Linked DNA regions of Homo sapiens: region 2 is linked to region 1. Evidence: chromatin loops called from intact Hi-C (ENCODE). Cell type or tissue: prostate gland. All regions are shown on one strand. Each heading gives the region's core, and the rest is flanking DNA. Links, peaks and the distances in the headings are about the cores only.

The links. Peaks named below come from ENCODE experiments on the same cell type or tissue, not always from the same donor. Only the 100,000 strongest peaks of a DNase experiment are listed, where the experiment ranks them.
Region 2: it touches region 1 in a loop (5-fold over the local background); 4 of 110 quality-filtered maps call a loop at or near these places.

Annotation. Positions count from the first base shown.
Region 1 is chr4:147,517,989-147,533,980 of GRCh38, reverse strand. EDNRA (endothelin receptor type A) reads right to left here. Exons shown (of 8, transcript NM_001957.4): 3 at 14,003-14,130; 4 at 1,277-1,475. LOC124900795 (a long non-coding RNA gene) reads left to right here. Exons shown (of 2, transcript XR_007058311.1): 2 at 7,449-8,851. Among named protein-coding and RNA genes, the nearest start is that of LINC02507, 44 kb to the left of the region's middle. In prostate gland, for the core only: no CTCF peak of the experiment used is centred there; a DNase peak (open chromatin) is centred at 7,877; H3K27ac peaks cover 4,196 bases.
Region 2 is chr4:147,110,014-147,126,005 of GRCh38, reverse strand. No RefSeq gene overlaps it. Among named protein-coding and RNA genes, the nearest start is that of TTC29, 170 kb to the right of the region's middle. In prostate gland, for the core only: no CTCF peak of the experiment used is centred there; DNase peaks (open chromatin) are centred at 7,275 and 8,365; H3K27ac peaks cover 2,902 bases.

The DNA.
Region 1 (15,992 bases), core at 4,357-12,356:
AAAAAGAGAACAGGACTTCAGACTTGGAATGAACTCTAAAAAATTATCTGTTCAACTCATACCCTTTACTGCAACCGTCTAGCCCACCCATGCCTGAAGGGTAGCTACCCTTTACTTGAACACGTCTAGATAGGAGACAGTCTTTATGAAACAGCCCATTTCATTTTGTCTGGCTGTAAGGATTAGTAAGCTCCTTCTTATAGTGAACCTCTTTTCTCTAATGTTTGCATCTGGAATATCTAGATTGCTTATTCACACAGCCCAAATTCTGACAATCTCCTACTGTCTACTTTGTTTTTCACTTTGAAGACTAACCCAGTAAGAAACTTCAATTTTAAGTTGTTAGTTTGGCAGTTTTCATGAGCACTTTTAATTTTAAAACAAGAATTTCCAAGCAGGATAACTGGTCAACTGTAAAACCACGAATTCTGTGAATTTTCCAAGTTGGGAAAGCATACCTTGAGATGTCTGTAAATAATTACATGTGGAATGTGAGCTACATGAAACTTACATCAAAGCACTAAATTATACTGATTTAAGAGAAATAGTTATCCTTTTGGTTTTCCTCCTCAGTCCACATGTAACTAGTTTTGCAAAGAAAAGATGCATTTTAAATAGGTTTCCCAAAACAGTCATGTGATTAAGCTTTTCAGAAAAACATTAATATGGTCAGGTGTACTAAAAAAACCAACAACTGAATTTGTTAAACCAAAATATTATTTTAAGAAGTTCTACAATTTTATATTATTTGTATATTAGACATAGAAACCGTACTAATATAAGTACATGTAAGTACTACTCTCTACTTTGAATTAGTAAATCCATCTTTAAAGAATGTGAGAAATGTGCTTCTCCCCAAGTGACATAAGATAAACATCAGCACGTCTTCCAGATGGAAATTGTTGTGTTGTATTCATTATTATAAAAACAAATAGCATATGTATATATATATATACACACACACACACACACACATACACACACACACACACACATCTAGTCCCTCTTAGTAAATTTGCTTTGGTATTCTTAGTGGTTTGGTGCAGAATAACAGATATGTCTACCATTGTGGTATAATACAAGAGTGAAAGCCAGCATAACTGTTCTATTCAAGAATCTAGACACAGGTTTAACATCTACTTTTCATGCAACTGAGGAATATTTGACAGAAGAAACCACACTTGACATTGTGGCGATGTCATCAAGTCTCAAGATGGTGAAGTCTAACGGAGGACCTCCTCCCTTCCCCAGTTAATTCCTTTTAAACGTTTAGTACCTCCATGAATTTTGATGTGGCATTGAGCATACAGGTTTTATGCTGTTCACCCCTATATTCAAAGGGTACCATGACGAAGCCAATCGCTTCAGGAATGGCCAGGATAAAGGACAGGATCCAGATGGAGACAATTTCAATGGCAGTTACCAAAGGAATCCCAATTCCCTGAACACGACTCCAGGAGGCAACTGCTCTGTACCTGAAAAAAAGGGTAATGGAACCAAGTTGTTAGGAAATTTTAAATGTATTTCAATTAAACAAAAATTGTAAGTGCTGGGAAGTTCCTCCTCATTGCCAATACCAGTAATTGTCTTTTTAGGAATTTTCTGAGTCTTGGTATGAAAACCAAGTGGGTTTTTTTTTTTTTTTTTTTTTTTTTGAGGCAAAATCTCGCTCTGTTGCTCAGACTGGAGTGCAGTGGCACCATCTCGGCTCACTGCAAGCTCCGCCTCCCAGGTTCACGCCATTCTCCTGCCTCAGCCTCCCGAGTAGCTGGGACTACAGGCGCCTGCCACCACGCCCGGCTAATTTTTTGTATTTTTTTTTTTTTTTTTTTAGTAGAGACGGGGTTTCACCGTGCTAGCCAGGATGGTCTCGATCTCCTGACCTCGTGATCCGTCTGCCTCGGCCTCCCAAAGTGCTGGGATTACAGGAGTGAGCCACTGCACCTGGCCTTTTTTTTTTTTTGAGACTGAGTCTTGTTCTGTCACCCAGGCTGCCAGGCTGGAGTTCAGCGGCAGGATCTCAGCTCACTGCAAGCTCCGCCTCCCAGGTTCACGCCATTCTCCTGCCTCAGCCTCCCGAGTAGCTGGGACTACAGGCACCCGCCACCACACCCGGCTAATTTTGTTTTTGTATTTTTAGTAGAGATGGGGTTTCACCGTGTTAGCCAGGATGGTCTCGATCTCCTGATCTTGTGATCTGACCGCCTTGGCCTCCCAAAGTGTTGGGATTACAGGCGTGAGCCACCACACCCGGCCACAAGTGGGGCTTTTAAGAGTTCCACCCATTTGGAAATCAACTGCGTGGCAGGCCTGAGTCTGAGGTCTTTATTTGGTCTAGAGAAATCTTAGGAGAGTTTAGAATGTGGCGGTAACAGACAGTTGTGCCTATGTTTTTTAAGCTGGGGGAGAAATTGGATGGATGGGAGGGATCATGAAAGCTGCTGGTACTTGTTATAGTAATATGTTATTCCTCTTTATAAAATAAAAAAAGAAACCTTAAAGCATTATCTATGAAGTGGGTCTAGATATCCTTGAGTGAATAACCACCACAGATATTCCATTGTTTCCTCCCTTCTTATGTGAGCACAGTGGGCTTGTACCAGGTGGCAGTTTTAGTAAATACCTATTTGTGGTAAATGTCAAAGAGGGATTATATCACTCCCATTATGGCCCTGTGCTAGAGCAGATAAAACTTATTTAAAGATACTTTGGTTCCTAATCTTTAGGGTTTACAATCTAACAGAAAAGAATGGTTCAAACAGAGTATATAACATAAATGTGACTGAATGATTATGTCAATCAAAAAACTGTCTGATAATAAGAAATTATGCTCACCCTATTTTTTACTTCACTATTTTAGTGATAATAATCACATTTAAATGTTATGTCTAAGGAAGGTTTGGTTTAGAAATTCTATGTTCTTTGACCTGATGTGAAGGTCTAATGCTAACTGCTTTTAGACTTACTATTAAGAAGAGACCTGTGACGTGGTATGGTATTTTTGTGGCCTCATTCCTGAAATTTTTGTTGCTGCCGTAATGGAAAAGAAACATTTTCGTTTTATAGTTTTCATTAGATAGTGCCAGAAGGCTGTAAAACAGACCGAATGCATTGGAGACAGGTGCTCATGGGTTTGCAGGACATGCAAAGTAATGTAGAAGATTAATCAATAAAGCCAAGGCAACATACAAGCTACCCATATCCACCAAGACAAGCCCCCATCAGTTATATTTAGTGTACTGTCTCAGTACATTTACACAGTACATCTGTGAAAACACAACTCTTAGAATTATGTTGACTGTTTCTTCACCAGAATTCCCTAGAGATGAGCATGTACAGATTTGGGTATTTTACGATGATGCCACATGGCATATTATATAGCACAATTTACTGGAGAAATGTTTTATAAAAGATTTTTAGGGTAAATAAGATTTGTGTACAATACAAATCTCAAAAAAGTCCAGATTATTTCAAAATGGGATAAAATACAGCTATGCAAACAGACCAAGAAAATCCTTTTATGATATAATCAAGATTGAATTTTAAAATTTATGGTTATTTCCATAAATTGTCCAGTGGGATAAAAATCATTGTTTATTTTTCTTTGTTCCCTTGTTAAACTGGCAGCCTGATACCCAGTAAAGCTAAGAGGAATGGAGACAGGATGTCTATATCCCAAGGCTGTCAACGGAGTTACATCTATTTCTTCTTCCCTTCTCTCAGGTTGTTTACCAGGGAAGGTGATTTAAATAAAACACCCTGTTTCATTAGAGAGTAAGAAAACCTGATTTCCTTGCCAGGATTTGGGGTGAAAAGTGGCTTAAGGAATAAAATGTGGTCAACATGTTCTTATGATGAACATGTTCACAGACCAACTTCATTTTTATAAAGCGCCATGAGTTCCCAGAATATTACACATCCATAATCCAATGTAAATTCAACATTCACAAATAAGTAGAAGTCATTTTTAGAGTCTAGTTTAGCAAATAATTCATGATCAGTCTGCTCCTTCATTAACCCACTCACTGAAAATTAGAATATTTTCCATTTATAATCACACAGATCTCGATAACATCTCCATGAGATAAGGGGAAAACAGCCATAAGAACAATTAGGAACAATCATTTGTGATAATGGAGGTGGGGAAATGTATGGAAACCATGAAACACTGGATGTTTCAAAACTGATTTCTATTTTGAATATAATGGCACAACACACTGACACACAAATATGCTTTTCTCATGAGGTGCGATTATAAATAGCCTTCCATCTAGTCAGTATGTATATACATCTCTCTCTGTATATCCATGACATCTTCAGTTGTCATGGAAAATCTGCAAGTGTAGATTCCACCACTGACAACTGCTGTTCCAGAAAGAATCCCTCCTCTCTGAAATGCTTTCTTCACTTGATTTCCACCACAATCTCCCAGTTTTCCTTCTGACTTACTGGCCATTCCTTCTCATTTACCTGGCTGGACCCCGCTTTCTCCACAAATTCTTAGTATTGGATTTGTCTGAGGGCTTAGTGCTCAGACGTTTTTTCTGTCTATGCGCTCTCCTTTGGTGATCTCATCTAGTCTCGTGGCTTTAATGTCATTTAACTATCCATCTAGCGGTAATTCCTAAATTTATACCTCTAGCCTGGTGCCTCACCTTTAACTCTAGACTTGTACCTCCAACTGCCTACTTGCGAGCTCCACTAGGACACCTAACAGGCATCTAAACACTCCCAAATCAGACTCCTTGTCTTCCTTGTGGCTAAACCTTTCTGCAGTTGTTCCCATCTCTGGCCCCAAACATTGGGTTAGATTTCACTCCTCTTCCACCACACATCCAATCCTTCAGCAAATCTTGCAACAACTTCCTTCAAGATATATCCAAATGCAACCACTTTTCACCATCGTACCTGTTATCGCAGTGCCTTGATGATTGCCATAGCTTCCTAACTGATCTTCCTATGTCCACCTTGCTTTGCCACAGCCTCGTCTGAACATAGCAACTGGAGTGAGGCTGTTACGTCAGAACATAGCAACTGGAGTGAGGCTGTTACGTCAGACCATAGCACCCTCTGCTCCAAACCCCCCAGTGGCTTCCCACCCCTGTGAGAATGCCTACAGGTGTCCTCAGAGCTGCTTCCTCACTTCCTTCCGGTTTTTACTCAATTGCAGTTTTCACAGAAGCCTTCCCTGGAGACCCTACTTAAGTTTGCCAACTCCCCCTCCAGAATTGTCTCTCTCACCCTGATTCATTTTTCCCCATAGCACTACAATGTGACCAACAATGTTCTATTTATTTATTTGGTTTATCATCTATGCTCTCCCCTCTCCTTTAGAATGTAAGTTCCCAGCCGGGTGCGATGGTTCATGCCTGCAATCCCAGCACTTTGGAAGGCTGAGGGGGGCGATCGCTTGACACCCTGGGCAACATGGTGAAATTCCATCTCTACAAAAATACAACAATTAGCCAGGCATGGTGGTGCATGCCTATATTCCCTTGGGAGGCTGGGGTGGGAGGATCCCCTGAGCCCAGGGAGGTTGAGCCTGCAGCGATCCCTGATCATGGCACTGCACTCCAGCCTGGGTGACAGAGTAAGACCCTGTCTGAAAAAAAAAAAAAAAAAAGAAAGCAAGAAAAGAAAAAAGTGAAAAAAAGCATATAAGCTTCATAAAGGCTGACATTTTGTATGTTGGTCACAATACCTAGAACAACAAGTGCCAAATAAATACCTGTTGAATGAAGTGTCTTTTTGTTGGCGTTTTCATGCCTGTTACCATGCATGTACCTTACCTCACCTTAATTGGCTAGGGAATTCTTAATCTCTAGGGAATTCTGGTGAAGAATCAGTCAGCATAATTCTAAGAGTTATGTTTACACAGATGTACTGTGTAACCTTACCTTACCTTAATTGGCTAAAGCTAATAGCACACTACATTCTGATCATTTTCCTATTTTTCAAGCTAGCCATGAATTAGGCCACAGATTAAAAGCTAATACTTTTAGAGGACCAGATTCAATAATTTAAAGGAGGGATCTATGGGCTGATCTTTCTGCCCCATATGTTCCAGTTGGGAACCTGAGAGCTGGCATCTTGTCGCATCCTCTGCCTGGTCTCCAGTGAACCTGGGGCGTCTGGACCATGGCTCAGGGCTGCCAACTCCCGGTAGAGCCTTTTTGCATTATATCACCTTGTACCCTGTCATGTGATAGGCCAAAATAAAAGTATAAAATATATATTTTATTCATGTAAAGATGTTTGTTAGTGCGTGTGCCTATAAATAGATTTTTACATGTTATTAAGGCCAGAGGCATTTAATGCATGTTTATTGAATCTTGAAGGTGTGGTCTGGGATAGTCATTAAGTTTAAAAATGTTTATTCTTGAAAGAACTTTAAAACATTATAAAATAAAACAAATTAAAAAGATACCACTTCAACAAAATCTATTTTTTTATTCTTTTCTTGTTTTGATTCTCACAGGCATAGTTTGAATAGACTATAATCATATGACTCACAATTTTTAAATTTTAGCTTTATTTACATTAAAAATACTCTCCTATGTTTCTACACGGGCGTGGCCCTTATCAATTTAATGGCTACACAGTATAACAAGATTTTGATATAATTTACTTGAATTTTTTTTCTATGTTCACATCATTTCTAGTGTTTCACAGCTGTGAATAAGACGCCTATAAGCTTGTTTGTACACATAATTTTTTTTCTCTTTCTGAATGATTTTTCTGGATTAATTATCTTGAGTGGGATTACTGGATCAGGGAATAAATAGGTGGCTGAAGTGCCTTAAGAAAGAAGTTTCTACCAAGTGCCTGTTAATGAATGCTTGCCTGTGTTAGAATTTATTATTTATTCTTATTTACCACTTCCATAAGGTACAGTGCCGCCCCTATCTTTACCTCTGCACATCTTTAATTAACAGCAAACTTGATCATTTGTAATGGTTGTTAATGATTTATATCTCTCATACCATATGGAGGTTTGGAAGCTAAATGCTAGCAGGAAGAATTCTTTTTTAGAGATAGGGTCTTACTCTGTCATCCAGGCTGAAGTGCAGTGGCACAATCATAGCTGTAGCCTCCAGAACCTGTACTCCCTTAAGGGATCCTCCTATCTCAGGCTCCCTAGTAGCTGGGACTATTGGTGCCCACCACCATGACAGGCTAATTTTTAAAAATATTTTTTGTAGAGACAAGGATCTCGCTATGTTGCCCAGGGTAGTCTTGAATTCCTGACTTCAAGCCATCCTCCTGCTTCGGCCTCCTAAGGCTGAGCCACTGCAACTGCTTGGCCAATTCCAATTTAGAAGAGAATCAGGTGTGGTGAATTAAAAGACAGCTGCAAATGCTTTACCACTTCTTCAGTTGAGTTCTTAAATTGAGCTGGCCTGTGACTACTTTGATCAATTGAGTGTGGCTAGAATGATGTTTTGCAGTTCCAGGTCTGGCCTCTGAAAGGAGCCTTGAGCCTGCTGGAGCAAAAACAGAGAGGACCCTGAGACTACATGGAGGGGGAGATGGGCTCTGCTGAGCTCAGACATCCAGCTGTCCCTGCCAAGGTGCCAGGCATGTGAGTGTTGGACCTCTGACACAAGCTCAGAGTCAGCTGAAGTCCACCAACCCCAGGTGACGTGACAAGGAGCAGAAGAATTGCCCAAATTCCTGACCTTCAACATGGTGAGATATGATAAAACGGTTGTTGTTCTGAATTGCTAAGTTTTGGGGTAGTTATCAAAGAGAAGTGGGGTAGCAAAATTAACCAGTTGCCTGATCTTGACAATAGAATAAGATAAAAGAACAAATAACTCAGTACGATAGTGAACAGACTCCCAAATAAGATCCTATTGCCCTAGCCAGCCTTGGACTTTGTCCAGTTCCCTGCTCATGTCTTCTGGCTCAGACCCTTCCTCTGTGTCTTCACTATTGTCATGGTGCAATAGAAAACCATAACACCAGGAAAATAAGGAGAAACCAAGTCCAACTCTAACAAAGAGGTTTTTCTGAAAACCACCTTCATGTTTCTTGAGTTAGGATATACCTTTGAGAATATCACAGAGACCACTGATCAATTATTTGAAATGATGGGTTCAAGAACTGACATCAGCTTTTCAGCCATATAAAACAAAGCTGCCTCATTAATGGATCTTTGCAACTTTTCCAAGTATCTAATAACACATCACTCTGGAATAGTTGTTAAAAGAGTTTTATCTTTTTATAGCCTTCTTCCCCAGGCAACTTTTAACAAGTTGGATCTGTACCCAGACCTTTTTACTGGTCTGACCCCATCATCATCATCTTCCACTTTAACACGATTTTGCAAAGATCAACAGTGATCCCTCCTACCCCTCTCCTGCTGCTGCTTTTTTTTTTTTTGCCTCCAAACAAACTCAAAGTAATATATAAAACTTGTCACTTTCAGCATGTAAAAATAACTATTTTAATAGCTGGTAATGGCTGGTTATTCATTTTTGTTGGGAAAAGTTTATTCATTATAGAAGTATACTGCCTTAGAATTAAAAAGATAATTCAACAAGAAAGCTGGATAGGGGTCAAAATTTGTTTCTGAATTTCTTCAGTTCCTGATTTGTCTTTTTCTCAAATGACCAAGGATGTGAAACTAGATTTGCGGAGGAATTATTCAAAAGGTTAAACTGAGACAAGTCCATAGTTGAAATTAGCAATGAAAGCCTATCCATTCTGGCAGAAATCATGTGCTTTCTCTCAGTCCTGTTTAGCTTATTCAGATTAAAAGCTGATAGTGAGAAAGCTAGATATTTTCTTTGATCTTACATCATTCTGTAATCATTGATTGACGAAGTAATAAAGAAATCCTATAGAACTTGGATGTAAGGTTTCTCTCATTTTCTTTCAAACAACTCTGAAATGTGAGATAATTATGTTTTTAAAATACTGTGTAAAAAAATCATGGGAACTCTTTGTCCTGGGCCATAATTTATTCAGCTCATAAAATGAAAGCAGGGATTCACAAACTGCAACAGGTTCCAAACTCCCTTTTCATTCCTTGTTTCATTTTAAAAAGTGTTTTTTATTTTTTATTTTTATTTTTTTTTGTAGTAGTAGAATATAATGCAACCAAATTAAGAGTTAAAGCAAATGGAATCTTATCTTCAGGAATTAAGTGTGAATGATTCATTCTCTCGTGTGAAAGCTTTTGAAATAGAAATGTCAAATAGATTCCCTACATACAAGTCCTGAAGCTTAGGGTCAATACCAAATGAAATGTAAAAATAGTAAAGTGTGTGTCTAGGGAACAAAGAATGATTAGTTTATTTTCAAGGAAAGACCTTTTGGATTAAGGCTGATTTTTGTGAGAGTGGAATTTTAAAATAGTTCATTTCCTTGATCTACAACTCAGATCAAATCTTAATGAGATAGATTCTTGGCATCATTTTTTCTTACTTTCTTTTCTTTTTTTTCTTTTCTTTCTTTTCCTTCCCTCCTTCCTTCAGTCCTTCCTTTCTTTTTAACTAAGAATGACTCACATTTCATTTGATACACAACTATTTATCGTGATGGAACATCTTATTTCTTTTTCTTCATGCATGAGATGAAGAGAGGAGGTGGTATTGGGTGAGGTGACCCGACACTAGATATAGGAATCTATGACCTAACTTTCCCAGTATCTCCCCGACTCAACACTGGGCATGACTGAAGCTCCGCATGATGCTCCTAGATCCCCCCAAGGAAGAAAGAGGAGGCAGAACAAAAAAGTGAGGAGGAACCAGCTCTGCACCCTGGGCCTGTGGGAGGAGTGACAATTTTTCCTAGCTTACTACTTTTTTTTTTTTTAAGTTTTATGAATGTTTAATCCAAAGGTTTTAAAATACTATATCTTAAAATACATTTATAATTTTGTCCAGCATTTCTACCATTCTTTTAAAGTTCAGAAGGGTCTTCCTTCCCTTTCCAGAGATCAAAAAGATAGTCTATTTTCTTCTACTCCTTTATGGTATAAACAAAAATAAAATTCTAAGCCCCTCAAATGACTGAATGGACTCCTCCTCTTGGCCAAGGGGATTTCAAAGAAACCTAAAATACGAGTTCAGGCCATGATGGGAAGGGGATGTCAGACCTGCCTCTTCATACTTTCCTCTCTTTGGAATTTAGGCACAACAGGCCAGCATTAACGTTAGAACAGATCTTAAGACTAACAAAACAGGACGGGCGCGGTGGCTCATGCCTGTAATCCCAGCACTTTGGGAGGCTGAGGCGGGTGGATCACGAGATCAGGAGATCGAAACCATCCTGGCTAACACGGTGAAACCCCGTCTCTACTAAAAATACAAAAAATAAGCCGGGCGTGGTGGTGGGCACCTGTAGTCCCAGCTACTCGGGAAGCTGAGGCAGGAGAATGGCGTGAACCTGGGAGGCGGAGCTTGCAGTGAGCCGAGATCAAGCCACTGCACTCTAGCCTGGGCCACAGAGCAAGACTCCATCTCAAAAAAAAAAACAAAAAAAACAAAAAAACAACAACAACAAAAAAAAACAAACACCCAACAAAACAGACTCTCTGTAGCAGTGACATACCAAATCCCAAGCACACTCTAGTATAGCATCACGTGACAGAGAGAAGGCCCTGAAAGAAATAGAAGTATTTCACTCCAAAATATATTTCTTTGACCTATTTTGAAATGGCCCTGTATAGGCATCTCTTGTGGAGAAAATTTACATTCTGTAGATTATTCCCTTCCATTTCCAGGTCTTTTCCTGATCCAGGAGAGATTTAACTAAGAGTCTGGCACCTTTTAAGATCTGATAAGAGGCATTTACTATCTATTCTCATACTACCTGGAGGCTTCATCTACATAGAACCTTGGCTTCCACAACCCCCTTATCCTAACCCCAAGCACTTCTTGTCAGCATTTGCTGACTTCAAATCTTTAGACAAAACTTAACTCTTTCAACTAAATGCCAGTCAGGAAATCTTTGAATCCACCTGTGACGTGGAAGCACCACCCTGCCCTCCTCACCCAACCTCCACTTCAAGATGTCCCATGTTTCCAGGCCAAACCACTGTAAACCTTACGTGTATGGATTTATGTTTTTGCCTGTAACTTCTGTCTCCCTAAAATGTATAAAATTAAACTGTAACTCAACAACCTTGGGCACAGGTTCTCGGGACCTCCTGAGGCTGTGTCACGGGTCATGGTCTTCACATTTGGTTCAGAATACATCTCTTCAACTATTATTCAGAGTTTGGCTTTCTTCATCAACAATGGTTTGAGTTTTTACATGCTTGAGTATAGTGGTTAAGAATGCAGACTACCAACATTTGATTAGTGGCTCCAGCACTTAGTAGCCATGCTGACTTGGTTAATCTCTTTCAACCTCAGCTTCCCTATCTGTAAAGTGGAGATAACACACCAACTATCACAGTTACATAAACTAATTTTTTTTTTTTTTTGAGACAGAGTCTCACTCCATCCCCCAGCCTGGAGTGCAGCTGCTGTTGTCTAATCTCGGCTCACTGCAACTTCCACCTCCCGGGTTCAAGCGATTCTTGTGCCTTAGCCTCCCAAGCAGCTGGGACTATAGATGCCTACCAGCATGCCTGGCTAATTTTTGTATTATTTGTAGAGATGGGGTTTCACCTGTTGGGCAGCCTGGTCTTGAACTCCTGGCTTCAAGTGATCTGCCCACCTTGGCCTCACAAAGTGCTGGGATTACAGGCATGAGCCACCTCACCCAGCCCTAAACTAATTTTTGTAAAGTATTTTCAATAGGGCCTAACACTTAGTAATATTCAATAAATGGTAATAATTATAAATATTATTATTGATATGTACAGAAGACTTTAACATGCTTTTTCCCTCAGATGGCTAAATAGCATAATTTATTGATAAATCTTTCCTCCCCCGATTATATTCAAAGTGATTTCAGCCTATATTATTAATACATTCTTGTGTATTCCAGCACCTGAGTCGAGTTTTCCCACTGATTTGTCAGTGTGTTCATGGGTTTGCATTACATTGTTTAAAACATTGTAGCTTTATAGCATTTAAAATGACCATATAGGCCACTGCATTCTAGTCCGGGTGACAGAGCAAGACCCTGTATTTTAATAAAAAGAAAAATCATATAGGAAGAACATGTGTGTAGGACACATTGTTCTTTTTTCAAAATGTCATGATTATTTTCCCATTTCTTTTCTCTACATGAATTTTAGAGTTATAACTAAAAAATTTAATTAGATATTATAATGAAAATACATGGTTACATCTCTGAAAGAAATGTAACTTGATGATATGCAGCTTGATGAATACAGGAAAAATTTTACTTGTATTAGCAATGTAATAGGTGCAATTTAATGCTTTTAATTTTTAGATAATATAACATTTTGAATGAAAGAAGAAATGATATTGGGATGCTGGGAGTGGGAACATCAGAGTGAGAATTTATTAGTGAATCAAATCCACATCATAAGTGTTTATTCAGCTTTTTATGGTCTAAGGTACCATGATCTCAAGATTATATAGTGGCCACCTATGGTATGTAAGTGTTTTTATGCAGCAGCCTTTAACATCTAATATAATGTAGATGTAACCCAAAGAGACCCTAGACTTTCCTACAAATCACTGAAGGGTATTATTAATAGATGATAAGGTTATTTCTGATCTTTGTGTTTACCATTGCAATGGGAACATTTTTGTCAATGGTATGATTGTGTTTTAAATTACTAATGAAATTATTTTTTGTGTTTTATTTTTAATAACATTTTTATTTTGTGTTTCACAGTTATAGCCATTTATTTATTTATTTATTCCTGGGCTCAGGTGATTCTCCCACCTTAGCCTCCTGAATAGCTGGGACTACAGGCATGCATCACCATGTCCAGCTAATTTTTTGTATTTTTGGTAGAGATGGGGTTTTCCTATGTTACTCAGACTAGTTTCAAACTCCTGGGCTCAAGAAGTCAGCCCATCTTGGCCTCCTAAAGTGCTAGGATTACAGGTGTGAGCCACCGTGCCCAGCTGACATAAATTTATAACAAGGATACCATTCTAATTTTCTAATTGCTGATTGAATGCACATTTTTATGTTTTAACAGTAACAATTTTTGTCCTAACAATAATTATAAATGTAAAATAACAGAATATCTGTAAACTCTTTAATGTTCTTTAGAAGAGTGAGCCTTTTATTTCTATAATGATGAGACTCAGGTTCCCTGATAAAGTGATTGTCAGGGAATGAGTTAGAATGAAAACCTCTTCTAAATTGTATGTAGGCTAATTAAATAGGCCATTATACACCACTTGTGTGAGATTATAGTAAATATAAAAGAGTGCCACAGAATGTGTTATAAAGTTCCTAATTTCATTCTTATAATTGCTGCTATGAAAACCAGAAGGTAAAGAAAATACCATCTAGAAGTTCACAGAATTCAGAAGGGCTTCTTTAGAGAACGCTTAACAATCATGCGTGCGGATTCTGGAAAGACTTCGGGACATTTGATGGAGTTTTCAGAATTGGATAAAGGGATGCTTCTGGTGTTGCACTCTTTTTAAAACTTATGAAACATTTCAGTCTTTCAAAAAGGCAGGGTGAAGAACATAGCAATATGGTGCACTTACCTCTCACTCAATTAATTAAACATTACAGATATAATTGAACAGTATCTTTTTTTATGATAAATTTACCAGGTGAAATATAGGATTTGCATATCCTGGAATCTCCTTTTCACAAAGTTTATTCCATCTAATATGTTAATTTTCACTTTATTGCCAAAAGGGCGTCAAATGGGTATTCTTGATAAAATGCTCTAGGTACATAATTGTCTGAGCCAAAGATGGCTAATAATCAGCAAATGTGGAAGGCAATTCTAAACAGCAAAGGCAAGATGGTTAATGCTTTAATTCACTTGAAGCTAATCAACAGCTGTCCTGGGCACGAATTCTCTTGACTTTTCTTCTTTTTGAGAAAAATGCTTTTCTAAGCCCAGCCAAAGAGCAAAGGGAAAGAACCACATTACCTGTCAACACTAAGAGCGCAGAGGTTGAGGACGGTGATCCCCACCGAGGACTTCTGCAAAAAGGGGAACAGCTTGCAAAGAAATACGCCAAAGTCATTGTGATCAAAAGGCCAGCGCCCAGCCAGCAGCTGAAAGAAGGAGACACAGTGGTAAGAAATGGTAGAGCTGGCACGGAGCATGTGGGCACTTACAGTTTTAGTTATGCGTCCCAACTTCTAAATTTTATTCACAGTGCTTTTCAGTTAGCACTGTAGCAAAAGAGTATTAGAATTGTTATTTTTTTCTTTCGTATTTTAAAGCCTCAGCAATTTTTAGTCTGGAAAGATATACAGATATAATTTATTATTATTAATATGTAGTAACATGAATATATTGTGATATATATTTAATACATAAAAATCAATATAGTGTATTAATATAATACATATATATTAAATATATTATAGTTATATAATACAATTTAATAACAGAAGAGATGTGCCTTTGATCTCACATCAACTAGTCACGCTGCCTACTTTTCAAACAGTAGTAAAAGTTTGGGATTTTGGGAGACAGCTCAACTGAGAAGCCGACAGTGGTTTTTTATCTGTGCTTACTAAACCATGAGTAAAGCAAATAATTTCAACTACTGGAATTGGCAGATTATATTGTCTCTGAAATTAAGAATGAAAGGTTAGGGAGAATACTGGAAAAAAACAAAGTGGTGTAGAAGCTACTAATTTTGGCAGCTAGCTAACACCTAAAGCCACTTTGAACTTACATTTTCCTCTGTGCTTAAGGGGCTGACTCTGCTTCAGTAGATGTGATGTAAGTGGCTTTTCTCTATTTAGGCTCAAACTTCCCCTTACTATACAGAAAAATGTGGTTACCTTGATCTGTTGGTATCACATGCAGAAAAATCTGTTCTTCCATGTTGACAATTTCCAACCTTGTTTGCAAGGCAAGAGTGGACACCCTCTAGTGGCTGTGCTGGGTAGCAGACACATAACAATAGCTACCAGTACTCTGTATTTGTCTAATTAGGTATTATACTAGGAGCATGGGCTTAAATAATAGCTCAGCTACCTAAAAGGGGGAAGGAAGTTCCTGCTGAACATATGATGCCTTTTCAAGTGTGAAAATGGTATTGATTTCCTTTCTAATTTTTTGCTTAGTGACTCAATTTAAACTTAACTCACTAGGAAACAGTATCCTACTAACTTGACAAACTCCTTTTTCTTTTTTTTTTGAAAAGTTCTTTTTGCCATAGTAACTCTAAGCTAAGCTTTGAATTTCTTTTCTACTATTTCCAAAAGATGATGTGAGGTTTAATTCCATGGTCAGTGTGATCCATAACACGAGTCCTTTGAAAGAGTTTGGGAAACCAGTACCCCGTAGATAAAGAATGAGAACTTGGTTACACAGGGCAGTCTCTCACTCTGTGATTTTTGGCTAAGACCCTATAAAACTTCATTATAGAGGTTTTCTCTCTTTAGTTTTCGTGATTACTTCCTTTCTTCTAAATAGTTTTTGAAAATAACCTTTTTCTTTAATCCAATAGTGCCTCTGGTTTCTTCTTCATCTCACTATAAACAGTCTCGATTGGTGTCTTCTCAAAATTTCCTCATAAACTTTTGTCCAAGGACAACCACAAAACTCTTTGCACAAACACTGCCTTCATTTCTTATGGTTTTCATGAAGCTGACAAATAATTATGCCATTGCTGACTGCTGGTTATTAATGCTTGGTGCAAGTAAAGACATAAAACACTATTTCTGAGATGAATCACCCTATAAAAACAAGAAAACCTGAAAACTACTTTTTATAGAATAAGAATTTAGAATTCTGGCTCAGAATTATAATTCTTCAAAGACCACAGATATATGTAATTAAAACAGTGTAGGCACGGTTATGGGATATACTCTGGAACAGTTGAATTGTTTGTTTGTTCATTCCCGGAGATTAAGAGGACCCTGATAATCCACATGAATGGATTTCCCAATTCACACAT
Region 2 (15,992 bases), core at 3,451-11,450, 410 kb after region 1:
TGAGCAGGGCACCACATCAAGAAGCAGCTTTATCATGGTGGCAAGTCCTGAGATGTCAATAAGGCATGGCTTAGGAGGCCTGGAAGGCCCTCTTGACCCAACAGGTTTCTCCCAGTTTGCCCAAGATAGTCACATTACTAAGTAGCAATACATTAGAAATTCATTGGATAAATAAGTATTGATTATACCTCCTAATGACTCTTTGAGCCCACCTTCACTGAGAAAGTAGAAATTTTCACAAGATTGGGGGTAGGTTGAATATGAGCCACTGCAGAAGGTGAGGTGACATGGGGCAGAGCAGATTGAGGTGCGCAGTGCTGCTTGCAGTGTGCAGCATGAAGACCATAAGGCAACCCACTGGCAACCTGAGAAAATTCTGTCCATTTCAAGAGTGGCCTTGTAGAGTAGTGCAGATGGGGTAACTCTTCCAGTTAGAGGAAGGGTGCAGAAGCCAGTGTTGAGAGAGGAGGGATGATGCCCCCTGACCTTGTCCTCAGTAGAGTCCTCTTGCCCGGTGACTCCACATTTAAGCTGATCTCTGGCAGTGCTGCCTCCCTCATTGGACTGACTGTAAATGATGATATGTTGCTTCTGAGAATTCTTCAGAGCACAATGAAATGCAAGCAGCAACATTCAAATAAGATTTTATTAACCACTTACAGATACCTGAAGGTAAAGAGAAATAACAGCATGAAATTAAATAGTTTGGATTTTAAGGAATAAGTACTCTGTCTTCAAGTTGTAGTCCAGCAGCTCCAGGCCAGGTGTGTGGCAGAGGCCATCCTTCTTCCCTGACCTGGGGATGTCCTGTAGCATATTTAGGCCCCTCTAGGCCCATAGAGATGCCAGCCACAAGGGGAAGCCTCAAGAGATAGGAGTTATCATTCCTGTGGACTGTAACTTTCTTAATGGCAGAGATCACATCTGTTTTACTCACATTCTTTCATTGAGGAATTTTTTCACTGAGCATCCACCCTATGCCAGATGCTTGGGATACATCAGGAAGCCAAAGAGACAAAAACAAAACATTTTCAAGTAACAGACAATAAAAAACATTTTTAAAAAGTTTGGTTAGAGTGAAATAAATGCTGCAGAACATGATAGATAGGTAAAGGGGGACTGGAAATTCCAGCGGGGAGTTTGTATGTTTGGGGGTGGGTGGTGGAGTGGGGTGTTTTTGCAATGCAAAATAGGGTGGTAAGAGTAGCCTCATAGCTATAGAAGGTGAAATCTAAGACAAGGTTTGAAAGAGATGCACAGATGAACCACGTCAATATAGAAAGGGAGAGCAGGAGGCAGAGAGAAGAACCAGCACCTTGACCTTAAATTGGTCACTATTAGATAATTAGAGGAAGAGTGCTAATTAGAGGGAGGGTGCAGAGGCTGCCATCAAGGAAAGGATGATCTCAGAGAGGTAGGAGGGATGAGGGGTCATGGGAAACTTAAAGGCCATAATAAGGACTTTGGCTTGTCTTGAGTGAAATGCAGAGCCACTGGAGGGTGTTGAGCAGATGAGTGGTATGATTTGAACTTAAATTTTATCAGAAATACCTGTGGAGTGGTGCTGAGAACGGACTATAGGGAGGCAAGGTGAAAGCTGAGGTGCCAGTATAGAGATGATGGTGGATGAGAGCATGGTGACAGCGGTTAAAGTGGTGGAAAGAAGTCAGACTCTGGATATATTTTGAAGGAAGAGCCAACAGGATTTCCTGATAGATAGGATGTGGACTGTGAAAGGAAGAAAGGCATCAAGTCTTTTGGTTTGTGCAACTGGAAGCATAGAGTTGCCATCAGCTGACACGGGGAGGAGTGGGTTGCATATGGTGGGAAGTTGGAATGTAAGTTTAGTTGTGCACACGTAGAATTAAAGATGTCCATTAGGTACTTTTGTGGAAACACTTAATGGGCAGTTGGATATACAGTTTCTAGTTTTGGGCAATGATTTGGGCTGGAGAACACTGCCGGATAGGTAGTAAGCATTCAATAAATATCCATTGAATGAATGAATGGGCGAATGAATGAATTGAAATTCTGTCTTCCAAGGTTGGATTTTCTGTCTGAGGAACTTCCTTTCCCCAGATAATTGTCACAGAAATACTAACTTTGCTTAGTGGAGACATCAATCCATATAACATCATAAGACCACACTGTCAAAATATAGCAGAGTAAGTCTAACATATGTATGTAGGTACAAATATCTACTCATTTATAAACTGGTTGGGCATGGGTGCATGTGTTGGTTTGGTGGCAGCTGTTATAATTTTTACTAGGTTATTGAATAAGTGACGATTAGAGTGGAGCCAAGGAAAGTGATACGGGTGATCTTAAACACACAGGGTTTCTAAATTTTGCTTAGAATTTCCTTGGAATGGATTTAGAGACCTAAAAACCAGTATCATGAAATCAAAGACCACTAGGACGGCCCATAAATTATTGTTTGACTTGAAATGTTTCCAGTAATTCAGAGAGGGCAGAGGTGAATGTCTAGGTTTCCAATCTTATGATCTAAACTTCCTTCTTTCCCCATTTGCTCCATTTGTTTTTCTAGAAAATTTGTCCCTGTAGGAGGTAGCTGAGCTATTGGAAGAATTTGATCTCAATAAATTACTATAGTAGTAATACTGTAACACATCTTTACTTTTTAAAAACAGAGCTTCCTTATCCAGCCAAAAAGCATGTAGGTCTTTGCATACACAATACATTTCTACAAAAGTAATTAAAACAACATGAAAGAACCATGTTGGTGGAGAGCCTTTTAAACAGCCCAACGAGTTTGTTTATAAATGTGGTTTTCTAGATCATGCTCAGAATTCTTTGCAAATAAATATTTGCATGATATTTTTGTTCAAAGATTAATTTTTCCTGGGATAAAATGGGGTTTTAGAAATATTCTTGTGTTTAGCTTCATATTGCTTTTCAGTGATATTATGGATTTATAGAACTATTTCTATTAAATGGAAATTGTACACTGAGCACAAAATTTTGTGAACTTAATTTGAAATGTGGGCTATATTCAAACTACAGAATGTGCTGTTTTAAATAATTCACAGTAGAGATAGACAAAGACAAAAATACATCTGGACAGCAGTAGTTGAGCTGGCTATTTTAAGAAATCAATCTCAGTGGTAGCAAACTCACTCTCTTTTATGAGATTGTAATTTCTAAAGCACAGTTAATATTGGGCCCTATCACATGCATCTGGGAGTAACTGCACATCTGTGAAATGTTTTTACAAAGATAATTCATCTTTTTCTAAAAAGAGACATAAAATTACTTGTTGGGTGAGGCTATTTATATGCAAAATATTGTTATTTTTTTGCACCCAACCAGGAAAGGGGATTGGTTTGCATCAGGTTCTCCTTGTTTTCCTTCTGTTCTGATTTATTCTTTTGTTTTTATCATAATTATTATCAATAGTAGGGTGTTTTTTTGTTTTTTGTTTTTTTTTTAAAAAAAAAAAACAGGGTCTTGCTATTTTACCCAGGCTGGTCTCAAACTCCTGGCCTCAAACAATCCTGCCTTCTAGCCTTCCAAAGTGCTGAGATTACAGGCATGAGACACCATGCCTGGCCCATCAGTAGTTTTTTTACTTGGTCTAGTGCTTTATATTATTTTAATTCCCAGATGGTCGATTTGCTTATACATCAGTTTTCCTGTGAAATGACTAGAATACTTTGATCTTGGCAACAAGAATTCTTTCAGGTTTACGACATGTTGAATTGAATCTTATCATGAGGGAAGTGAACAAATCAGGAAAACCGAGTAGGTATCGTAGTTGTATTCATCAAAGTACAGCAATTGGAACAAACAATTCAGGCAGTTGACTAGATTCGAACTGTAACATCATTCCAAATATTTATGGTTGTGGATTTAACCTGCAAAAGTTTTGATTCCTAAAATATAAGAGTTTGTAAATAATCTCTGGTTTCCTAAAAAGGAAAATGATATTACAGTACACATACACATATAGATCCTAAAGTAATAAGGGCTGTACTCCAGCACAGTTTAGTTGAACTCAAACAATATTATAAGGTCCTCACTTCAAAGAGGAGCTCAAGAGAGTATGTTTTTAAAAGAAAATCGATCTAATGAATGACTTGTCTCCATTTTTCACAGCTTAATTAAGCTTGGCTTTATCCTTAGAACTTAATGAGAGGGTTCCTTAAAATGTTATCCTGGATTCTTGAGGCTTCTTCAGACTTCCTCAGGCTTCTTCACTGCTTCAGGCCAATTTGGCATCAAGCATCCTTCCAGGATCCCATAGTTCAAGCTCACAGGGTGGGTGTCCTCTGAATAATCAAATTGCTCAGTTAGAAATTTCTCTAGCCTCATGCCTCTTTCCAAGTGGTTCTTTTCTGAAGTAGAGTAAGAAAAAAACTGCCATAGAGAAAGAAATATAATTTATCCTTCCTGCTCTACCTTCTCTCCACTTTTCCTTCTTTGTTCCACTTCAGGGTAAGGCACAAAAGGTACCTGTGCTAGGGTACTAGAGTAAGGGAGAGTAAAAACCCGAAGCAAAGTCAGGAGACACACTGCTTGTCTCTTTTCTGTTTGCTTTGAATACTTATCAGTTCTTCCTCCTGTCTAACTGAAACACTGTACCCTTTGGCCACCAGCTCCTCATTCCCCTGACTCCTCAGCCTCTAGTAACCACCATCTCCACTCTGTTTGACTGTTTTAAATTCCAAATGTAAGTTAGAACATGGTATTTGTCTTTCTGTGCTGGCTTATTTCACTTGGCATAATGTTCTCCAGGTTCATCCATGTTGTCACAGGTGACAGGATTTCCTTCTTTTTTACAGCTGAATAATATTCCTTTGTGTATATACACCACAGTTTCTTTATCCATTCATCCATTGGTGGACACTTAAGTTGATCCCGTAACTTGGCTATTGTGAATAACGCTGCAATAAACATGGCAGTGTGGATGGCTCTTTGATGTACTGATTTCAAATCCTTTGGACATGTCCCCAGAAGTGGGATTGCTGGATCATATGGTAATTCTATTTTTTTTTTTTTTAAGGAACCTGCATGCTATTTCGAATAATGGCTGTATTGATTTACATTCCCACCAGCAGTGTGCTAGGGTTCCCTTTTCCCCACATCCTCACTAACATTCACCTCTCATCTTTTTGGTAATAGCCATTGTGACACTCCCTGTGTCTTTAAAGAACACATCACCTGCAAGCTCCCTGCTCCTTGAGGTGTGTCACTCCAGACGCTGGGTCTCGTGCTATTTGTTACAGTCTTATATCACAGCATATAATGTTTGGAATAGTACATTTAAACAGAAAATTTAACATTTTGAGACGTTTAACAACGAGGTTACTGTTTGTTTGTTTGTTGGAGAACAGTCTATAAAAAACATTTACTTTAGGCCAGGTGCGGTGGCTCATGCCTGTAATTCCAGCACTTTGGGAGGCTGAGGCTGGTGGATCACCTGAGGTCAGGAGTTCGAGACCAGCCTGACCAACATGGCAAAACCCCATCTCTACTAAAAATTTAAAAAATTAGCCGGATATGGTGGTGGGCACCTGTAATCACAACTACACAGGAGGCTGAGGCAGGAGAATTGCTTGAACCCAGGAGGCGGAGGTTGCAGTAAGCCTAGATCGCGTCATTGCACTCCAGGCAACAGAGTGAGTCTCCAACTTAAACAACAACAACAACAAAAAAAAACCCCAAACATTTACTTCATACATTTCTTGGGATAGTTATCCAAGTACATTTTAGCAGCCAGTTGAATTGGCTGGCAGCATAAAGTAAGTATTACCATTGTGTTAGGGTTTATGAGATTGCTAGTTGCAATACCGCTATATTATTCTTCTAGTTAGTTAAGTCATAATCAATTTCTTTACACTTTCTGCTTTATGGAGGCTATTGCTCTGATCTTTGGAGTGAGAGAGAGAGAAAAAGGCCTCGTTCAGTCAGCAGTGGTTGAGTTTTCTGAGTAGGTGGGCCAGCTCGCATCAGGAAGAATGGAAGCAAGCCTCCTGGGATGTGCTGTGTGTGGCTCTGTTCTTACCAGATTACAGTATTTTAGGGACCAGTGGCCACTGCGATCAGGACCAACAGCATTCAACAAGGACCAACTTCTGTGATTTCTCTGCTCTCTAGGCAGAAGTGATGCTGGGTGGGGGTGGGGAAGGTCGGGTGAAACAGGAATGAACTTCTAAACTGCTGTAATCTCTTGAGCAGGGGTGAGCTCACCTGGCAGCAGAGCCCTGGGTGGCAGGAATTCCACAGTGGTGGTCTTCACCTGCCACACTTGTTCTGGCCATCATGACTGACACCTGGATGAGACAGGGAGGTGTCTGTGCTGGAGAACCTGAATGGTTATGTTTTAATATGAACAGTGCAGAAACTGAATGTCTGGATTTCACCATCACATTTGCAGCATCATTAGGACACAAGTTGGTCTCTGAGAGCAAAGCGTACTTGTCAGGGGGAACTGTTCCTTTGCAAAGTACCAGAAAGTGAGATGATGGCAATAAAACTGCAATAAGGGGACAGAGAATACTTTTCACCTCTGCCAAGTTTTCCTAATGCATTCTCTAAAATGCAGATTCTGATTTTCATTAATTCTCTTTATGTAGGCAGAATTTTCCATTATTCCTCAGCAGACAATGCCTTAGTGTATCTCCAGATTTGGAAACATTTCACCTTTAAAATTGTTAATGTGGATTGTGAGAGTGAGAGAATTCTGGTGGTAACCCTTTTTAAAAGGAATATTTTGTTATCCTCCCTACTTTCCCAATCCCAACTGGCATGAGGTGGGCAAAGCCGTCTGCCTACTTGTTGTAAATGTGTACTCCAAATGGACACATTTTCCTAAAGCGGGTTTCCTTGGATAAGATAATCATGCTGATCTTTGTAATGACCAATGGCTAAAGTTCATTTGCAAAAGAAGAAAAAATCATGTAGATATAAATACAGACTCTGATGTATTTATGTGATCATATATTTATATTTAGCTACATGTCACATTTTATGTAGCATTTATTAATTTTAAGAGAGCAAGATACCCACTTCATCTGTATTAATGCCTTATCATTTAGAATATCCACTAGCTTAAGGTACCTTATTCTATTTTATTTTCTATTACCTATTCTCTTGGGAAATGTATTAGATGAAGTGAAGAACAGGAACGGGAGAGAAAAAACTCTCCTAACATGATTGTGATAAACCTCAGGAGCAGTATCATGTTTACTAAGGAGTTTCAGTTTTGCTTGGAAGCCTTCCCCTGTCCATTCTTGGTTATGGGCTTTGGTCCAGTTTCTCAACTAGCCGTGCTGTTAGCAGCAATAACTAAAGAGGAAGAGAAATTACACAGCAGCATCAGCTCTGTGAAATCAGGGCCTAGCACATAGTGGTCACTTAGTACCTGTGTGCTGGATTTGGAAGTGACAAACAATATAGTGCATCCACATTTTGGGGTCAGGATGCTGCCCCTGCAAAGGTCCACTAAGAAGGTAAGGACTGTGTGATGGTCGTGGTAGGGCCAGCAGGTGCCGAGGCAGGGCCAGGTGTCTTGAAAGCAGAAAAAGATGGGAAATGCTCCTATTAAAAGTTAGGGGCAAAAAGAGACTGAATGCTTTCTCTGTATTTTTGCAGATAACCTAGTGTGTAATATAGCACAATATGTCAAAAATCCATTCCCACACCTCCTAAACAGCCATACCCCAGTATTTTAACCAACAACTGAGATCATGTGGGAGTAGAGAGGCTGGTATTAAAAAATATAATATTTGTGGGCTTTTTTTTCTGTAAATAATCTAGTTTTTCAGATAAAATTTGTAATATTATTTTTAATAAATAAAATTGAGTTTCAGTTAGAGTACATCTCTTGTGCATTTATTTCATCTCTGTTTTGAAATAATCATCAAGTGAGGAAGCCTGAGTTTTGTATCAGTTTTTCAGGTGTGTTTTGATGTTATTATAAAAATATGTTTGAAAGGAGCAGAAGAAGATACCTATCATCCTCCAAATATCAGAGATTTGCTGAGCATGACGAGAACAATATTGCATTTTCCTTAAAACGAAGAATGAAAAGATTAAAAGAACATTGTATTTTAGAACCCAACTCCTTTTTAAAATATAAAAAAATGAGATTGTTTGCCAGACTATATAGGGTCCATGGAAAAACTACCACCATAGCCAGATCTGAGAAGAAACCCAAGGATCTAGAGTGAGAGAGTGAAAAACAACTCATAATGTTTGGACTGAGGGTTAAAGAAGGAAAAATCCACAATCAAGGTGTGATTCCAGGAGAGAAGGAGTGAGACGGCCGTCAACAAGAAAGCTGGCTTATTGCAGAGCAGGAACTTGGCAGGAGCGAATGGTAATACAGACACACTATCTTATCTTCTCCCGAGAAAGGCCTCCAGCTCTGAGCCTAATCCTTTTGGCAAGGGAGAATCAGGAAGCTTAAGATTTTATAGCCTTGCTGGGCTCTCCCTGTACCTATTTGGAAGATAAACAAATAACTCCAAGGCTTTTCATCACCCTTTAGCCTAAATAAGGAGTACATTTCTCCAGATAGATGGCTATTTTCAAGCCAAAAATGAGAGAGCAGGAACACATCCACTGTGGAAAGAGATAAGAGCTGTTCTGCTTAGACAGCAGAAGATCTGGAGACACCAAATCCCAGGCCAGATTTCACCGTGAGGAGTCTGGGGAAAATTTCCAATCTTTTGGGGATAAGAGACTGTAACTAATTCCCTTGGCAAATGGAGTTACGTGGGAAATAATCTTCAGTGACAAAGTCATCTTAAAATGATCTAAAATGACAATTGTCTGCATTTAATATTTTTTATCACTTACTACTTGATTAACCAAAGGTTTGGCACAACATTATGTGGTTTTGAAAGTGATGTGGCCAAAAAGAGAGGTAATTTTTTTATAAAGATATAGCCTGGTGTAGCAGAAGGATCATGGCTTTGGGAGCTAAAGATGTGGGCTTGTGTCTGAAGTCTTCATCTTGCTTCCTTTGTGATCTTATTACAAGTTACTTACTCTCTCTAAGTCCCAGATATTGTTTTCATCTGATGATAATGATAACCTACTTATTCTTTTGTGGTGGGGATTAGATAAGATACTAAGAATAGACATATATTAAATGATGTCACCTAATAGCATGTTTTGGATACTTGGAACGTAATCTGAATCCTGAAATTCCTTTTTTTTTTATTATTATACTTTAAGTTCTAGGGTATATGTGCACAACGTGCAGGTTTATTACATAGGTATACATGTGCCATGTTGATTTGCTGCACCCGTCAACTCATCATTTACATTAGATATTTCTCCTAATGCTATCCCTCCCCCAGGCCCCCACCCCCCGACAGGCCCTGGTGTGTGACGTTCCCCGCCCTGTGTCCAAGTTTTCTCATTGTTCAATGAGTGAGAACATGTGGTGTTTGGTTTTCTGTCCTTGTGATAGTTTGCTCAGATTGATGGTTTCCAGCTTCATCCATGCCCCTGAAAAGGAGATGAACTCATCCTTTTTTATGGCTGCATAGTATTCCATGGTGTATATGTGCCACATTTTCTTAATCCAGTCTATCATTGTTGGACATTTGGGTTGGTTCCAAGTCTTTGCTATTGTGAATAGTTCCACAATAAACATATGTGTGCATGTGTCTTTATAGTAGCATGATTTATAATCCTTTCGGTATATACCCAGTAATGGGATTGCTGGGTCAAATGGTATTTCTAGTTCTAGATCCTTGAGGAATCGCTACACTGTCTTCCACAATTGTTGAACTAATTCACACTCCCACCAACAGTGTAAAAGCGTTCGTATTTCTCCATATCCTCTCCAGCATCTGTTGTTTCCTGACTTTTTTTTTTCTTTTTTTGAGACGGAGTCTCACTCTGTTGCCCAGGCCGGAGTGCAGTGGCGCCATCTCGGCTCACTGCAAACTCCGCCTCCTGGGTTCATGCCATTCTCCTGCCTCAGCCTCCTGAGTAGCTGGGACTACAGGTGCCTGCCACCACGCCTGGATAATTTTTTTGTATTTTTAATAGAGACGGGGTTTCATCCTGTTAGCCAGGATGGTCTTGATCCCCTGACCTTGTGATATGCCCACCTCGGCCTCCCAAAGTGCTGGGATTACAGGCATAAGCCACTGTACCCAGCCTGTTTCCTGACTTTTTAATGATCGCCATTCTAACTGGTGTGAGATGGTATCTCATTGTGGTTTTGATTTGCATTTCTCTGATGGCCAGTGATGGTGAGCATTTTTTCATGTGTCTGTTGGCTGCATAAATGTCTTCTTTTGAGAAGTGTCTGTTCATATCCTTTGCCCACTTTTTGATGGGATTGTTTGTTTTTTCTTGTAAATTTGTTTAAGTTCTTTGTAGATTCTGGATATTAGCCCTTTGTCAGATGGGAAGATTGCAAAAATTTTCTCCCATTCTGTAGGTTGCTTGTTCACTCTGATGGTAGTTTGTTTTGCTGTGCAGAAGCTCCTTAGTTTAATAAGATCCCATTTGTCTATTTTGGCTTTTGTTGCCATTGCTTTTGGTGTTTTAGTCATGAAGTCTTTGCCCATGCCTATGTCCTGAATGGTATTGCCTAGGTTTTCTTCTAGGGTTGTTATGATTTCAGGTCTAACATGTAAGTTTTTAATCCATCTTGAATTAATTTTTGTATAAGGTGTAAGGAAGGGATCCAGTTTCAGCTTTCTACATATGGCTAGCCAGTGCTATGAATTTCCCTCTACACACTGCTTTAGATGTGTCCCAGCGATTCTGGTACATTGTGTCTTTGTTCTCATTGGTTTCAAAGAACATTTTTGTTTCTTTTCTTTTTCTTTTTTTTGGATGAAGTCTCGCTCTGTCATCTAGGCTGGAGTGCAGTGGCACGATCTCCACTCACTGCAAGCTCCGCCTCCCGGGTTCATGCCATTCTCCTGCCCCAGCCTCCTGAGTAGCTGGAACTACAGGCACCCACCATCACGCCTGGCTAATTTTTTGTATATTTAGTAGAGATGGGGTTTCACCGTGTTAGCCAGGATGGTCTCAATCTCCTGACCTCGTGATCCACCTGCCTGGACCTCCCAAAGTGCTGGGATTACAGGCGTGAGCCACTGCGCACAGCCAGAACATCTTTATTTCTGCCTTCATTTCGTTATTTACCCAGTAGTTGTTCAGGAGCAGGTTGTTCAGTTTCCATGTAGTTGTGTGGTTTTGAGTGAGCTTCTTAATCCTGAGTTATAATTTGATTGCACTGTGGTCTGAGATAGTTTGTTGTGATTTCTGTTCTTTTACATTTGCTGAGGAGTGCTTTACTGCCAATTATGTGGTCAATTTTAGAATAAGTGCGATGTGATGCTGAGAAGAATGTATATTCTGTTGATTTGGGGTGGAGAGTTCTGTAGATGTCTATTAGGTCTGCTTGGTGCATAGCTGAATTCAAGTCCTGGCTATCCTTGTTAACTTTCTGTCTCGTTGATCTGTCTAATGTTGACAGTGGGGTGTTAGAGTCTCCCATTACTATTGTGTGGGAGTCTAAGTCTCTTTCTAGGTCTCTAAGGACTTGCTTTATGAATCTGGGTGCTCCTGTATTGGGTGCATATATATTTAGGATAGTTAGCTCTTCTTGTTGAATTGATCCCTTTACCATTATGTAATGGCCTTCTTTGTCTCTTTTGATCTTTGTTGGTTTAAAGTCTGTTTTATCAGAGACTAGGATTGCAACCCCTGCTTTTTTTTTTTGCTTTCCATTTGCTTGGTAGATCTTTCTCCATCCCTTTATTTTGAGCCTACATGTGTCTCTGCATGTGAGATGGTCTCCTGAATACAGCACACTGATGGGTCCTGATGGGTCTTGACTCTTTATACAATTTGCCAGTCTGTTTCTTTTAATTGGGGCATTTAGCCCATTTACATTTAAGGTTAATATTGTTATGTGTGAATTTGATCCTGTCATTATGATGTTAGCTGGTTATTTTGCCCATTAATTGATGCAGTTTCTTCATAGTGTCTACGGTCTTCACAATTTGGTATGTTTTTGCAGTGGCTGGTACTGGTTGTTCTTTCCATGTTTAGTGTTTCCTTCAGGAGCTGTTGTAAGGCAGGCCTGGTGGTGACAAAATCTCTCAGCATTTGCTTGTCTGTAAAGGATTTTATTTCTCCTTCACTTATGAAGCTTAGTTTGGCTGAATATGAAATTCTGGGTTGAAAATTCTTTTCTTTAAGAATGTTGAATATTGGCCCCCACTCTCTTCTGGCTTGTAGGGTTTCTGCCGAGAGATCAGCTGTTAGTCTGATGGGCTTCCCTTTGTGGGTAACCCGACCTTTCTCTCTGGCTGCCCTTAACATTTTTTCCTTCATTCCAACCTTGGCAAATCTGATGATTATGTGTCTTGGGGTTGCTTTTCTTGAGGAGTATCTTTGTGATGTTCTCTGTATTTCCTGAATTTGAATGTTGGCCTGCCTTGCTATGTTGGGGAAGTTCTAGATAATATCCTGCAGAGTGTTTTCCAACTTGGTTCCATTCTCCCCGTCACTTTCAGGCACACCAATCCGACATAGATTTGGTCTTTTCACATAGTCCCATATTTCTTGGAGGCTTTGTTTGTTTCCTTTTACTCTTTTTTCTCTAAACTTGTCTTCTCACTTTATTTCATTAATTTGATCTTCAATCACTGTTACCTTTTCTTCCACTTGATCGAATCTGCTATTGAAGCTTGTGCAGGCATCATGAAGTTCTTGTGCTATGGTTTTCAGCTCCATTAGGTCATTTAAGGTCTTCTCTATACTGTTTATTTTAGTCAGCCATTCATCTAACCTTTTTTTCAAGGTTTTTAGCTTCCTTGCAATGGGTTAGAACATGCTCCTTTAGCTCAGAGAAGTTTGTTATTACTGACTTTCTGAAGCCTACTTGTGTCAACTCATCAAAGTCATTCTCCATCTAGCTTTGTTCTGTAGCTGGCGAGGAGCTGTGATCCTTTGGAGGAGAAGAGGCACTCTGGTTTTTAGAATTTTCAGCTTTTCTGTTCTGGTTTCTCCCCATCTTTGCAGTTTTATCTACCTTTGGTCTTTGATGTTGGTGACCTACAGATGGAGTCTTGGTATAGATGTCCTTTTTGTTGATGTTAATGCTATTCCTTTCTGTTTGTTAGTTTTTCTTCTAACAGTCAGATCCCTCAGCTGCAGGTCTGTTGGAGTTTGCTGGAGGTCTGCTCCAGACCCTGTTTGCCTGGGTATCACCAATGGAGGCTGAAGAACAGCAAATGTTGCAGAACAGTAAATATTGCTGCCTGATCCTTCCTCTGGAAGCTTCATCCCAGAGGGTCACCCGCCTATATGAGGTGTCTGTCGGCCCCTACTGGGAGGTGTCTCCCAGTTATGCTACACAGGGGTCGGGGATCCACTTGAGGAGGCAGTCTGTCTGTTCTCAGAGATCAAACACCGTGCTGGGAGAACCACTGCTCTTTTCAGAGCTGTCAGGGAGGTTTAAGTCTGCAGAAGTCTACTGCCTTTTGTTCAGCTATGCCCTACCCACAGAGGTGGAGTCTATAGAGGCAGTAGGCCTTGCTGAACTGCGGTGGGCTCCACCCTGTTCAAGCTTCCTGGCTGCTTCGTTCACCTACTCAAACCTCAGCAATGGCAGATGTCCCTCCCCCAGCCAGGCTGCCGCCTCACAGTTCAATCTCAGACTGCTGTGCTAGCAGTGAGCAAGGCTCCGTGGGTGTGGGACCCACTGAGCCAGGAACGGGAGAGAATCTCCTTGTCTGCTGGTTGCTAAGACCTTGGGAAAAGTGTAGTATTTGGGTGAAATTGTCCTGTTTTTCCAAGTACAGTCTGTCATGGCTTCCCTTGGCTAGGAAAGGGAAATCCCCAGATCCCTTGCACTTCCCGGGTGAGGCGACACCCCACCCTGCTTTGGCTCACCCTCTATGGGATGCACCCACTGTCCAACCAGTCCCAATAAGATGAACCAGGTATCTCAGTTGGAAATGCAGAAATCACCCATCTTCTATGTTGATCACGCTGGGAGCTGCAGACCAAAGCTGTTCCTATTTGGCCACCTTGGAAAGGAGGTGAATCCTGACATTCTTTTGGAAATGTTCTGAAATGATTTCTTTTTCTTCATCTTAGATATAGAATTGGTGGGGGGGGGGCGGGATATGAGCAAGAATGAAATAATGGGTACTGTGTTCCTGGCTTTAGAGAATTATCTTTAAATAAAAATACAACATGAAAGTCCTGATTTATTTTTATTTCTTTTATGTTTGAGATGAAGTTTTGCTCTTGTTGCCCAGGTTGGAGTGCAGTGGGGCAATCTCGGCTCACTGTAACCTCTGCCTTCCAGGTTCAAGCGATTTTCCTGCCTCAGCCTCCCGAGCAGCTGGGATTATAGATGCACACTATCACACCCGGATAATTTTTGTATTTTTGGTAGAGATGGGTTTTTACCGTATTGGCCAGGCTGGTCTTGAACTCCTGAACTCAGGTGGTGCACCTGCCTCGGCCTCCCAAAGTGCCAGGATTATAGGCGTGAGCCACTGCACCTGGCCAGAAAGTCCTGATTTAAATAATAAAGTTCAAGAGTGTGTCCTCTGCCATCCTCGATTTACTAGCTTGCTCTGCTTTAGTGTATCCATCTCTAAAATGGGAATATTATTACTTACAGTTATAAATAGCTGTAACAGAGCATACAGTAATGGTCCTTGAGCTTCTCAGTGTCAGAAGATTCATGTTTTAAACATTTTAAATTCTTCTGCTTATCTATAGCACTCAAGAACATAAAGTGCTTTGAAATAGTCCAATAAAAAGGCCAGGTTTTTTCCTGCTATAGATATGTGGGATGAGGTACATTCAAGTGGTAAATCAGTGACACCCAGTGGCTGCTGCTTTTATATTTAGTTTTTAAATTTTCAATTTAACTTTCTAAAGTTCTGTCCCAAAACAAATGAAAGAAGATGATGAGAGCATGGAAGTTATAGATGCCTTTAAAGAAAGAGTTTCTCAGCAGTGATATGATTTTCCTAGGACATGAGAGCTATTGAATAGCAATACCAAAAATAGAGAGAGTGCAGGACAGTGGAAAACGGTTCTGGGAATTTCCAGCCCCATCATTTGCATGCTATTAAAGAGTGTACTCAAGCTTTCCTGTCACTGTTGGATTTCCCAAGAAACATTCTCATCCTTGAAGTGGCATGTTAACTGCCCAAATCCAGCGAAATCCTTATGTGTTAGAGACAGTTGGGAACATTCACTGGATATTAGACTTCCTAGGTGTAAGCAAGACTTAACTGGAGGTTTAATCCATAGCCCGCACCAAAACTCCCCTCAGTCGTAATATGACTCGCTGTAACTGCCTCAAATCCCCACACACATGAAGTTGAGTAGATTAGCATAATAGAACATGCCGGGCTCAAATCCCAGCTTGCACACTCTGTGGTTGGAGTCTCTTAAGTCACTTAAACCTCTTGGAGCCCTCAGTTGTCCTTCTGTATAATAAAGAATAAAGGCGATAATACTTAACTCATGGGTTAATAAAAAAATATTAGGTTGGTGCAAAAGTAATTGCGTTTTTTTCTCTTCCTTTCTTCCTTTCTTCCTCTCTTCCTCCCTTACTCCCTTCCTTCCTTCTCTCTCTCTCTTTTTGATGGAGTTTCACTCTTGTTGCCCAGACTGGAGTGCAATGGCACCATCTCACTCACTGCAACCTCCACCTCTTGGGTTCAGGCAATTCTCCTGTCTCAGCCTCCAGAGTAGCTGGGATTACAGGCGCCTGCCACCATGCCCGGCTAATTTTTATATTTTTAGTAGAGACGGGGTTTCACCATGTTGGCCAGGCTGGTCTTGAACTCCTGACCTCAGGTGATGCACCTGCCTCAGCCTTCCAAAGTGCTAGGATTACAGGCGTGAGTTACCATGCTTGGCTTGCCATTATTTCAATGACAAACATCTCAGTAACTTTTGCACCAACCTAATAATACATGTAAAGTGGTGGTCATATTACAGGCACTCATCAT